2 separate regions of the Mus musculus genome follow, and region 2 is linked to region 1. The links are chromatin contacts, found by Hi-C or POLR2A ChIA-PET in ENCODE. All regions are on one chromosome and are shown on one strand. The core of a region is the stretch at or near the end of the contact, and the rest is flanking DNA. Distances in the headings are between cores, read along the strand shown.

Evidence for each region. Hi-C counts contacts between places; a loop is a spot of excess contacts on that map. ChIA-PET counts read pairs that join two places held with the same protein, here RNA polymerase II (POLR2A).
Region 2: a loop to region 1 is called in a map of heart, with 4 times the contacts of the local background. The contact joins the enhancer-like site here to the promoter of Atp2a2 in region 1. A Hi-C loop is called at or near these places in 9 of 37 maps with a recorded cell type or tissue (gastrocnemius, heart and left cerebral cortex). POLR2A ChIA-PET finds 5 or more read pairs at or near these places in 4 of 5 experiments (Patski and embryonic stem cell).

What each region holds. Positions count from the first base shown.
Region 1 is chr5:122,498,815-122,504,297 of GRCm38, reverse strand. Atp2a2 (ATPase, Ca++ transporting, cardiac muscle, slow twitch 2) reads left to right here and starts at 2,073. Exons shown (of 20, transcript NM_001110140.3): 1 at 2,073-2,730; 2 at 3,350-3,367; 3 at 3,485-3,567. The coding sequence starts at 2,613.
Region 2 is chr5:122,545,981-122,551,406 of GRCm38, reverse strand. Ift81 (intraflagellar transport 81) reads left to right here. Exons shown (of 19, transcript NM_009879.4): 19 at 204-1,203. The coding sequence ends at 386. Among named protein-coding and RNA genes, the nearest start is that of 1700040P09Rik, 35 kb to the right of the region's middle. Within about 2 kb of position 4,011, at least 1 of the 3 ENCODE cell types and tissues checked has a DNase peak (open chromatin) inside an H3K27ac peak, as active enhancers do; it is heart, where a contact is called at or near this core.

The DNA.
Region 1 (5,483 bases), core at 824-3,323:
AAAGTGCTAGGGCAGCAGAGACCCTTGAATAATGTGATAGTAGGCATCCTGGGGAGGGGAGCTGCTTTAGATAATAAAGCATCTTTCCGGGGGGTGGGGGGGACTCGGGGATTTAGCTCAGTGGTAGAGAGCTTGCCTAGCAAGCTCAAGGCCCTGGGTTCGGTCCTCAGCTCTGGAAAAACAAAACAAAAAAAACCACCAAACATCTTTCAGGAGGGGACCGGACAAGGAGGAAGATGGCCTGAGGGAAAAACTGGGAACCCGTGTTGTAGGGTGCACCTCCAGCCCCTGAAGGAGGGGACTACAGAACAAAAGCCAAACCCAGTGAGCATCACAGACAAACTAAGAGAGGTCATGACCTTCCTACTCTCAGTGCCCCTTGCTGTAGGTACGACAGAACTGGAATCCAGCTAGGAGGGAGACCCACCAGCTCTCCATCCCTCCCACCCTCTCACCCCCCACCTCGCAGGCAGTCACCTGATCCTCCAGAAGAGGCTGTGACCTAACCAGTTTCCACCTTGCTTCTAGGGAGTGCATTGCTATACACTAGAATTTTTGTTTGTTTGTTTCGTGTAGGGTTCTGTTGGTCCTGTTCCAAGTATCAATCAGAACTGCGTGCCAGCCTCCACTCCTTGGAAATAATTAAATGAAGTGACGTACTTGATTTTTTTTTTCAGTCGGGTAAAGCACCATGATTTGCATCTGCTGAAGGAATCTATCTTAAGTCTTGAGGCGGAGCCTTGTGGGACGTCTCAAGTGATTGGGGGGGGGGGGTGGCGTTGCTAAACACTCAAGAAGATGAAATGCTTTATTTTGCAATCTATGCCCTTCATGAAGCCGCATTTTGTGAAGATATTTGCAAATTCAATGCAAAGGGCCTCCTCCCTGTTAAGTATGGCTTCCCACATTCCTCTGCTTTTTAAATTTATTTTGTATGTTTTAGACAAGGTCCAACGTGGAAGACTGCTCCTAAACTCCTTCAGTGTCTGTCCATGACCTTGAACTCTTGATCCCGTGGCTTCCACTTCTGTTCGTGGGATCACAGGCGGGCTCCGTATAGCCTCTTTATATTGGCAAAATTACCTTGCATGCTAGGCTCTGTACAGACCTCACAGAAACAACAGATGATCTGTGGTTTAAGAATAGATTTGGGATTGAAGGCTCCTTCTCTCGCATTGGGGGAAGTGGAAGTCTTATATAGCAGCCATCATTTGGAAGCCAAAGCCAAGCCACCTAGCATAGCTGCTACAGCATAACCTGTGACTTCTATGCAGACGTGTGTCAAAGGCTGTGTGAGCTACTAAAAACGAAATAAAACTTCCTCCTTCCTCCCCCAAGAGTGGGATTCCCTGTCGGGGCACAGAACCCGCAGGGGAAGGAAGGGCTGGTGTTGGCGTGCGATGGAGATGAGGCTTTCGGCTGGGGGTGTGGGATGCGGTGTTCCCGAGGCGACAGATGAGCGCTTTTGGCTGTGTGGGAAGGGAACTGCGGAATTCCTCCCCTTGGTTGCTGAGGGGGGCTCTGAAGGAGACATTAGGATGCAGAGCACGGCTCGCGCTGCCCAGGACGCGGAGGCAAGCCAAGGACACCAGTGCGAGCGCGCCTCGGCCCCCCTGCGTTCCCGAGCCTCCCTGCCAATGCGCGGTCCCAGCCAGTCCCCAACCTCAGCGGCAGGGCAACCAGCACAGAGCGCCCACCCGTGAACTCCGCGCTCTATCCCCGCGCGCGGTCGATACGGGAAAAGCCGTGGCCCCGGAAAAGTCAGGCTCACCCTCCGCCCGCGCCGGTGGCCGCAGCGCATCGAGCACAGCGTGGACGCAGAGGTGGCCCTGGCCCCGTGCGCGCGCACAGGCGCCGCGCGCGGCCTCGATCCGGGTTCCTGGGGGGCGGCGCGCGGGAGGAGGCGGGGCCTGCTGGCGGCGTGGGCGCGCGGTGCGCGCGCGCGGGAGGGCGCCGGAGGAGGGGGCGGGGCCGCGCCGCCCGCGCCGCGCTGGGGGCTCTCTCGGCCAATGAGCGGCGTCCACATGCCGCGGCGGCGGCGAGAGGGGAGGCAGCGGCGGATAAATGCTATTAGAGCAGCCTCCGCGGAGCCGTCCCCGACGCCGCCACCTCCCGTCTCCTCCGCCGCAGTTCCCTCCGCCGCCGCTGTCGGGGGTGCAGAGCTGAGGGGCTCGGGCCGGCGCGCCGCGCAGCTCCTCTCCCGTCGCCTGCCTCGCGGTTCCCGGCGCCGAGGGCTCGGCCCGGCGCCGCTCCTCATCTGCGCCCCGTCTCCTCGGCGCAGCGCCCGGGGCCTGCGCTGCCCGCGGCCGGCTGGCAGCTGCTGAAGCGACCCACACTCGCGGCGGGGCGGGAGGCTCGCAGTCCCTCGGGCGGGCTCGGCGAGGCCGGGCCGCGTGCGGCGGTTTCTGGGGGAGGGGGCTCGGGTGATTCAGCGCCCCGGTCAGGCGGAAGCGGCCGCCGCCGCCGCGGAGGAGGAGGAGGAGAAGAAAAAGGAGGGGACAGCTGTCCGCGCCCGGGCGCCCGCGGTGGCACGAGCCCGCGGCCGGAGTGCGAGGCGGTAGGCGAGGAGGCCGCGGGGACGCGAGGCGAGGCCGGCCGGGGCCCCCGCAGCCATGGAGAACGCTCACACAAAGACCGTGGAGGAGGTGCTGGGCCACTTCGGGGTCAACGAGAGCACGGGGCTGAGCTTGGAGCAGGTCAAGAAGCTCAAGGAGAGATGGGGCTCCAACGGTAGGTGCGGGGCGCCGGGGCTGCAGCGGCGCGGCGCGGGCCCGAGCGCCAAGGAAGATGGCTGACCCGGCTCCACCTCGTGGGGCTTGGCTCGGCGCGGCGCCCGACGGCTGCGAGAGGCCGGGCGGTCCACGCGCGGGTCTGGGCCATCGCCGACCTCTAGGGGTCTCGAGCCGGTGACCTTCCCGGCCGGCGCTCAGCGAGTCGGATTGGGGGGGGGGGAGAGGGAGTGGGAAGGAGGGAGGAGGTTCCTGCGGCTGGGCTGAGTCCCCCGCGGATTTATGAGGCGTCGATGTTGTTGAGAAACCCTCGGACCGTTTCTTGTGCTCCCCAAAGTTGCACATCTGGCAGAAGTGATGACCCAGCTGAAATGACTGCATGGTCCTGGAGGCCGGAGAGGGCTTACGGGCAGTTCCGAGGCCACTGATTACCAGGGCTGAATAATTTTCTCGGGGTATCAAAGTGGAGACAGATTGTTGTACGTTCATACACCTATATCCGCCATTCAGACAACGATGGTGGTGAATTTAGCAGTTTTTAATAAAAGCGCTAATACAATATCTTCATTTTTCTTTCTGCTTTCCTCCTGACACGTTGCTGTCGAATTTCGGCCTTCTAGAATTGCCGGCTGAAGAAGGTAAATAATATTAACATGTTATTTTGGAGAGATGATGTGTGCAGGCTGATTGATGTGGACAATTGAAACAAATGGTTTGTTTTTTTTTTTTTTTTTTTTCCTTTCCTTTTCTAACAGGAAAAACCTTGCTGGAACTTGTGATTGAGCAGTTTGAAGACTTACTAGTTAGAATTTTACTGCTGGCAGCATGTATATCTTTCGTAAGTATTTAAAAAATTATTTTGTCTCCCCATAAAAGTTGAAAGAATTTCGTTGGGACACCAGAAAATAAATAATTACCATTGAGTTTCCGTGTTTAAAAACAAACAAACAAAATAACTCAAGAATTAGAGGGGGGAAAATGATAGAAGCTGTTTTGCTTAGGTTACAGTGCAGTGAGAGGTGACCCCTGACTGCGCAGGGTCTCTGGAATTCTTGTGTCTCACCAGTTTTTAGTATCAGAAAGTTCCTCACTCTAAGTCCTTTTCTGTTGGGGTTCTTCCATTTGTTATCATGTTGTAAGATCACACTACGATGATGTTGGGCACTCTGTAAATAGATCGTACAAAAGGAATATTCCAGTTGCTTTGCCTTCCTGGTGGTGGCAAGGTGACAGTTGTTCCTGACAGTGACAAGAATGATGACGGCAGTGATGGCACCACTGTTGACCAAATTTGGTCACTGACCTCTAGGGTGGCATCTAACCTGGACCCCTGTCTTGAGTGATTCCTAGAGTAAGAGAGCAAAGTTCAGTATTCTTGGTTCTAAATATTAAAGAGGGAATAAAGGTGAAGGTGGGGTTTTTGTTTGTTTTTTTTTCTTTCTTTCTTTCTTGTTCTGTATGTGCTTGAGCCAGTGTGGTTGCTAAGAAACTAGAGAAATGCAGAGAGAGACCTGCCTAAGAAAAGCTAATGGGGACGGCAAGGGTAGTTCTAGGTTATTAACATTTTACTCCAGGATTTTTTTTTCCTGGGCAGTGGACCTTATAGTTTCTTTTAAATGGTGATAATGGTATGCAGATGTTCTTAATCTTCATAACACACGCCAATTTTTATTCTTAGAACATTGTATTCTTATACTGTGATAGGAAGTGAAAAATCATACAGTACTTGTCTTAGGTTTCACAAAACTGATAACTGTATGGTTTCAATTATGTATTCACACGTTTAAGTCTGACCCAGGGGTTCTGTGGTCATGGCCTCTATGAAAACATTAGCTTAGAGGATTGTTTAGAGAACTTACTGAATTCAGGTAAAGGAAAGATTAATTTTTTAGCTATTTTTAAAATAATAGTTAATTGGCAGCAAAGGGGACTTTTAGGAGCAGTTGTATACATGAATTTTCTCCTGAAACTTTGGTTTGTCATCTACGTGTTGTGTACCCCTTACTCGCTAGCTCATTTCGTAAGAATTTCACCTGTGGTTTTCACTGAATAAAATTTATTAGATTCCCATAGGAGACCATTCAGCATACTGCTGAGTTATTTACTCTGTACTTCTTATATATAATATCTTTTTGTGATTAATTTTTAAAAATTTTGTCCAATAGGTGGTTGTTTCATTTGTAAACAAGATAAATGGAGTTGATTATAGTTTGAGCGTGTTGCCATGTGCTAAAATAAGTTATATATGTGGGGGTTGTTTAAGGTTTGTATTTATGCAGGCTACATCATTCTGGAAGTCTCTGCTTTCGCATTAAATGGTGCCATTCACTAAGGCCATCAAGGACTTAGAATTAGAAATTAACTAGATGATATATACAAGCTGTAGGCAAAATGCATTCTTACTGGTCCCTTTCATATTATTTGAAGCAGTTTTAGAAATGTGCCAAGTGAACATGTGAAGTGAACAAGTGAAATATGTGCCAAGTTATTTTCTATTGGATTTCAGAAGGTTTCAAATTGTTTGTGGACAGTTTGACTTTTTATCAAGCAGAATTAATGATTATAGATAAATTTTACTTTGGAGTAATTAGGAATTTATTCTAATTTTCAAATTTGAAGTGCTTAACAGTTTTTGTGATAGAGAAGACATTGCCTGTTGGTAGTTGAAATATAAGTTCATTTTCAATAACTACTTGGAATTCTTGTTCAGGAAATGAACTGCTACATTTTTATGATATGAGTTGTTAAATGGAA
Region 2 (5,426 bases), core at 2,762-5,261, 45 kb before region 1:
GTTATTCTACATACACCTTCAATTTAGTTAACTTTTAAAATATTCTTAGTGTTTTAGAAGTGTTTTAGAAGAGAGCATATTTGCTTTATTAACACTCATGGACTGTATAAAACATACCATACTCCTTTGCAACATGACGACAGAAGTAAATCTCTTTAACCAATAATTTATTATACTTGGTGTTTTGTTTTGTTTAATGATAGAAACTCCGGGAAAAACAAAAAGCTGTACGAGAAAGTCATGGTCCAAACATGAAGCAAGCAAAAATGTGGCGTGATCTTGAACAACTGATGGAATGCAAAAAACAGTGCTTTCTAAAGCAGCAAAGCCCAGCTTCCATCGGCCAGGTAATTCAAGAGGGCGGAGAGGACCGGCTGGTTCTCTGAGCCCTGTGTCGGCCGGGCTTAAGTCGCATCTGCGTAACGTGATTTCTTCTCGGAAGTGACTTATTCATCCTTTGCTTTCAGACTAGCCGTCCCTTCTCAGTTGTCTTGGAAATGAAGTGAAGGCAGATGAGGTTTTAAAGGTCTTTTTAACTGCAGGAGAGGCTTTCGTTGTTTGTTTAGCTTAGCCGTCTAGTGGTGTCTCCTGAGTTTTATGGGAAAGGGCTAAGTTTGCTCTCTGTAATGTAAGCATGTGTCCATTAAGAACCACGTAGCTTCTCAAGCTGTGAGGACTGACGGGTAATGCTCTTCTCAGTCTGTCTCTGACTTGGAGGACTCTTTTAGGAACTAGGAGTTCGTTTGAAGAAGCTTTTGTCTGAAGTCAGCAGTCGCTACAGTTTCACTTCAGTTTCTTTCTCTTCTATAAAATACAAACCAGTTAATGTTGTGAAAAGCAATTGTGATGTGATGTGATTGCAAAGTAAATAAAGCCTGCGGTGGCCTGCCGTAGCTGTTGATCTTAAAGAACATAGTTGTGTCAAGATTGTTTTAAAGTATTTTATAACATTCATGTCTCATCTCAGGATTCTCACTCATTTTCATCAAATGTGGACTTCATAATACAATACTTGCATTGTCCTGAGGACTGTTATTATAAATATAAAAATTGTCATAAAATATACATGCAACATAGGCTGGAAAGCTAACACAGGATTCCTAGTGAAATTAAGACTCTCATGTGCTCCCAGCCTCTGTTCCATGTGGACTACATACTTACAGATTTCTTTGGTTTTCATTAAAGAAAGATATTAAACTTGTATGTTCTCTTTTTACTTCATTTTTGCTTCAGTCTGTGTTTCAAAATGTCTTTAGAGTCAAAAACCCAGATTTTAAATTGTTAGTATGTCCTTTGTAGGCTAGTTCTTTTTAACTACCCTTGAAAAAAATGTAATGAAAATTTGTGTTGTGTAAAATATACAGACATGGATCTCTTTCTCCCAAGTTTAATCTACTCTTAATATTTGTTTGAAAGCTTTTTTGTTAGTAATCAGAATCTCAGCGTCCACCTCTGCTCTCCACACATCCGTGTACACACACACAGGCGTGCACACACATGCACACACACACACACACACACACACACACACACACACACACAGAGAGGAGGCGGGAGGGGAGGAAGGAGAGGATGAGCATTCTGTGTCTGTGGCTGACTCTGGTCCTCAGTTTGGTTGCCCTCTTATCTGGGCAGTGTCAACTCCCAGCATTGTCCTTCCGCCCTTTGGTAGATGGGAAGCTCCAAGAGGAAAGGCTGTGTGTTAGTGTATGGAAAGAAACCCTTCTTAATTCAGTAATCATTTTTGGACACCAAGGTAGATTATGCTCCTGTCAGATCAGCTGTAGGCTTGGCATGTTTTTAGTAGTATAAAATGCTCCATTAGCCAGAATGTGAATTCTGTAACAAATACTTGAAAGACTAGATGGCATTTCAAAAAGGCACTTTACTCCCCAGAGGAAACCTCACAAGGTCGTTATACCTAGAAGCTAATCTGTTTTTTAGCTCCATACTCCGTCATTCTCTTCTTAAGTTCTGGAATTGAGAAGGGCAGCCCCAGGCCCACTTCAGATTCTGATTGATTCTCACATTCCACCTTCACTTGCACAGAGCAAGAGTGTGGATTACACACCAAGGCAAAGCAGAACATCCTTATCACTTCAAGAAAAGCAAATTGGAAAAACCTCTAAAAGAACAAGTTATTTATAGCTTTTACATAACATTGGACACTTAGTAACGCAGCTTAATGGGTTTCATGCAGACTTTCCTTCCACTCGCCCATGACTTGATTGGAACATTAAGAAGCTTTGACTAACCCTGACAGTTTTTGACAGCTTGTACTTAGTAAAGAAGAGCTTGCTCCATTATTTTCTTTCAAGGTTAATATGCTAACCGGCTAATTGATGAGCGCACTTAATCATTTTAGAAAATAATTGTGTCTTTCACATGATGGCCCAAATAAAAGAGAAAAATGTCGCCTGCGAATCTGCCTCTGCAGTCAGCTTTCCTTCTCTGGGGCTTGGGCTGCTAGCTGTTGTGAGGACTTTGACTGTCAGTGGCAACGCCCTCTTGCTCACTATTGGTTCAGGAAATAATCCTGTAAATATGCCCTTTAAGAAGAATCTAGAAGTCGGATGTACTTCCTGTTACAATTGGCTGAATTCAAGGTCACACTTTGCAGTGCTGGGGAGCAAGCTAGAAGACCTCAGAACACTGGAGAGTGAAGGGAAAGGACCCAGAGACTGTGAACCGGCTAGCTTTCCCTCAGGCTGCTGCTGGCTGCTGCCTTGCTTTTTAATTCAGCAGGCAGCAATTCTAAAACAAGCCATTGAGTCACACTTGTTTTTAATTGATGTTTGTCATTCTGCTGAATTCTTAGCATGCATGACATTTATACTTTTTTTTTGGAAAATTTTAAGGTCTATGCACTTTCCAAGTGTATTTCTTAAGTTTTTAATGCTAAGATGATAACAAGCATTTTTAAAAATAATTTGAGTAAAATAAGAGGCTATATATGCACTCAAACTAAAAATGTGTAAATTGGCAGGATTCTTGGATCTGAATTTGGGGGGGGGGGTGCATCATGAGTAACACAGAAAAATCTGTCTTCACAGAGGCAAAGTTTATATTAAAAAATAACTGTGTTTCTCAGAGAAACCTCATCTCACACAGGTCCTCGCCCAGCGCTGGTGAATAACAGGTTTGTTCCCACAAAGAGTTCTAGGTGCTTACATCATGCCTCTGGCTTGGCAGAAAGGGGTTTGCCTCTGGGAGCAGGTAATGGGTGCCCACTTGGATGCTTGGCCTTCCCATAACCTGCTTGCCCACAGTTGGGCCCTGTTGTGGTGTGGGAGGTGTGAAGCATGTGTAGTGCACTGTCTTCAGACAGTCTCCAGCAGCCAGGAAAGAGACAGAGCTGCACCTTTGTCACCAGTGTAATTACCTCTGTCCTCATGCTGACCGAGGCCTCCCTCCGTCTCCCCTAAACGAGGGCAGTCTAATTAGAGTTGTTTGCGGTGGCAGCTAGGCATGTGGTGACTGTTTCGTCTGGGGAGGGTAGAGATGGATCATTAAAGGTGCTCTGTGTGTTTTGATGTTTGACTCTTCTGTCTTAAGACCGTCTTCTTTAAAAAACAAAGCAAGTTCACTGGGCAAGAATATGGCTTATTCTTACCCAGTCCTTGCAAAAGAAATAATAATAATTATATAAAAAAAAAACCCAGAGTCCAAATAAGTAGTTTTTTGGGGTTTTTTTTGTTTTGTTTTGTTTTTTGAGAGGCCTGGACAAACACGTGCTTTCTGCTCCCAAGCTCCCTCTTTTGGCAAACTGGGAGTACTTTCCTGGTCACTGGTCATTGCACAATTTCCTTTCTAGAACCAGAAGCCTTGCGTCACTAAGCTAAGGTTTGCTGCTATGGAAATTCACAATTCAGAATATGCGGGGAAATGAAGAATTCCTGCTTCCCAGTGAGGTCTTAAGTTTCCACTTGAGTTCCGGGTGTGACAGTCGGTCCCTGTGAGTTGCTGTTTAGTGTAGCACTTTGGTGGGTAGCTTTGAGATCAGCAGAGAACAGCAGGCTCTGGTGCTTGAATGACTCACCTGCATCTTCCTTTGTTGGAGGGACCTCTGAGGGAGCCCTGCCAGCCACCGCAAAGCCGGTCTGCTGCTGCTCTTGCAGCAGATTGCCTTCCTGCTCTGAAGAGCAATGCAGCTCCCTCCTTAAAGAGGCTCAGGCACAGTACTGTGGTATCCAAGGATGGACTTAACTAAAGCATTCATTAAACAAAGCAACAAATTAGCAGATACTATCTCCCAGAGCTCTGCAGTCATGATAAAGAAGAAAGGGCATGAACCGTTGCTGAGTGCCAGGCATGTGCCAGGCATAGTCCCAGAAGTTTCTGTGGGGAAGCAAGGTGATGCTCACAATGAGGCAGGCCAGGTAGACTTCACACTATGACCCAGGTGATGACTGTGGCAGAGCCTGCATCCAAGATGTATGCTCTTAGTTGCTGCCTTGGTGCAGAGTCTGTTGTAAGCAGTACTTATTTGTAAACAGTTGGTGTCTGTCTCTGAACTATTGCATGCATTAAATTCTTTTTGGTAACATAAACTTAGAGGACCTTGTTAAAGAATGGATCTGGGGCCCGGAGAGATGGCTCAGTGGTTAAAAGGACTGGCTGCTCTTGCAGAGGACCTGGGTTCAATTCCCAACACCCATCTGGTGGTTCACAACCATCTGTAATTTTTTAAATACAAACAAACAAACAAACAAAACAAAACATAATAAGCGAGACTATAAGATATGCTTATTACATTTATTCAATCAAAATTATTTTTACTACTTTATAAACATCTCTTGCCATTTTTTTTTTAAGTGCCGAGACACAGCTTCTTTCTGAACTGGAGAATATTTACTTATCTATAAGTATTATCTTCTGTGTGTGACTCTTTACTAAGTTACAAAATGTAAAGTCTACACGACCTCATTTTTGCTCTAAAAACCTCATAGCCAGACAGGCGTGGTGGCTGAGCAGGTAAAGACTTGCCACCAAGCCAGGTGATCTGAGATGGCCCTTCAAACCCTTACGGAAATGAAAGTTGTATACACAATAAACAGAATTTTCCAAACACACAGACTCTACATAGAAAAGTAATGCTATATATTTTGAATGGTTTGAGGAATAATTTTAAAAAGAGTTGAGGCATGTCTAGATTTGCAAGACTGTGTTAAGATTTTATGGAAATCTGATGAAAGTTTTTTGGAAAAAAATGGAAGCTATACATTTAAGTCCTGGAGAGATGCTCTGCAGTTAAGAGCACTGGCTGCTCTTACAGAGGGCCTGGCTCGGGTTCCCACCACCCGCGTGGAGGCTTACAACTACCTCCAGCATCATAGCAACTGATATCCTTTTTCTCTTCTCCTGGAGCACCACACACACACAGTCCACATACAAACATGCAGGAACACGGACACACATACATACAA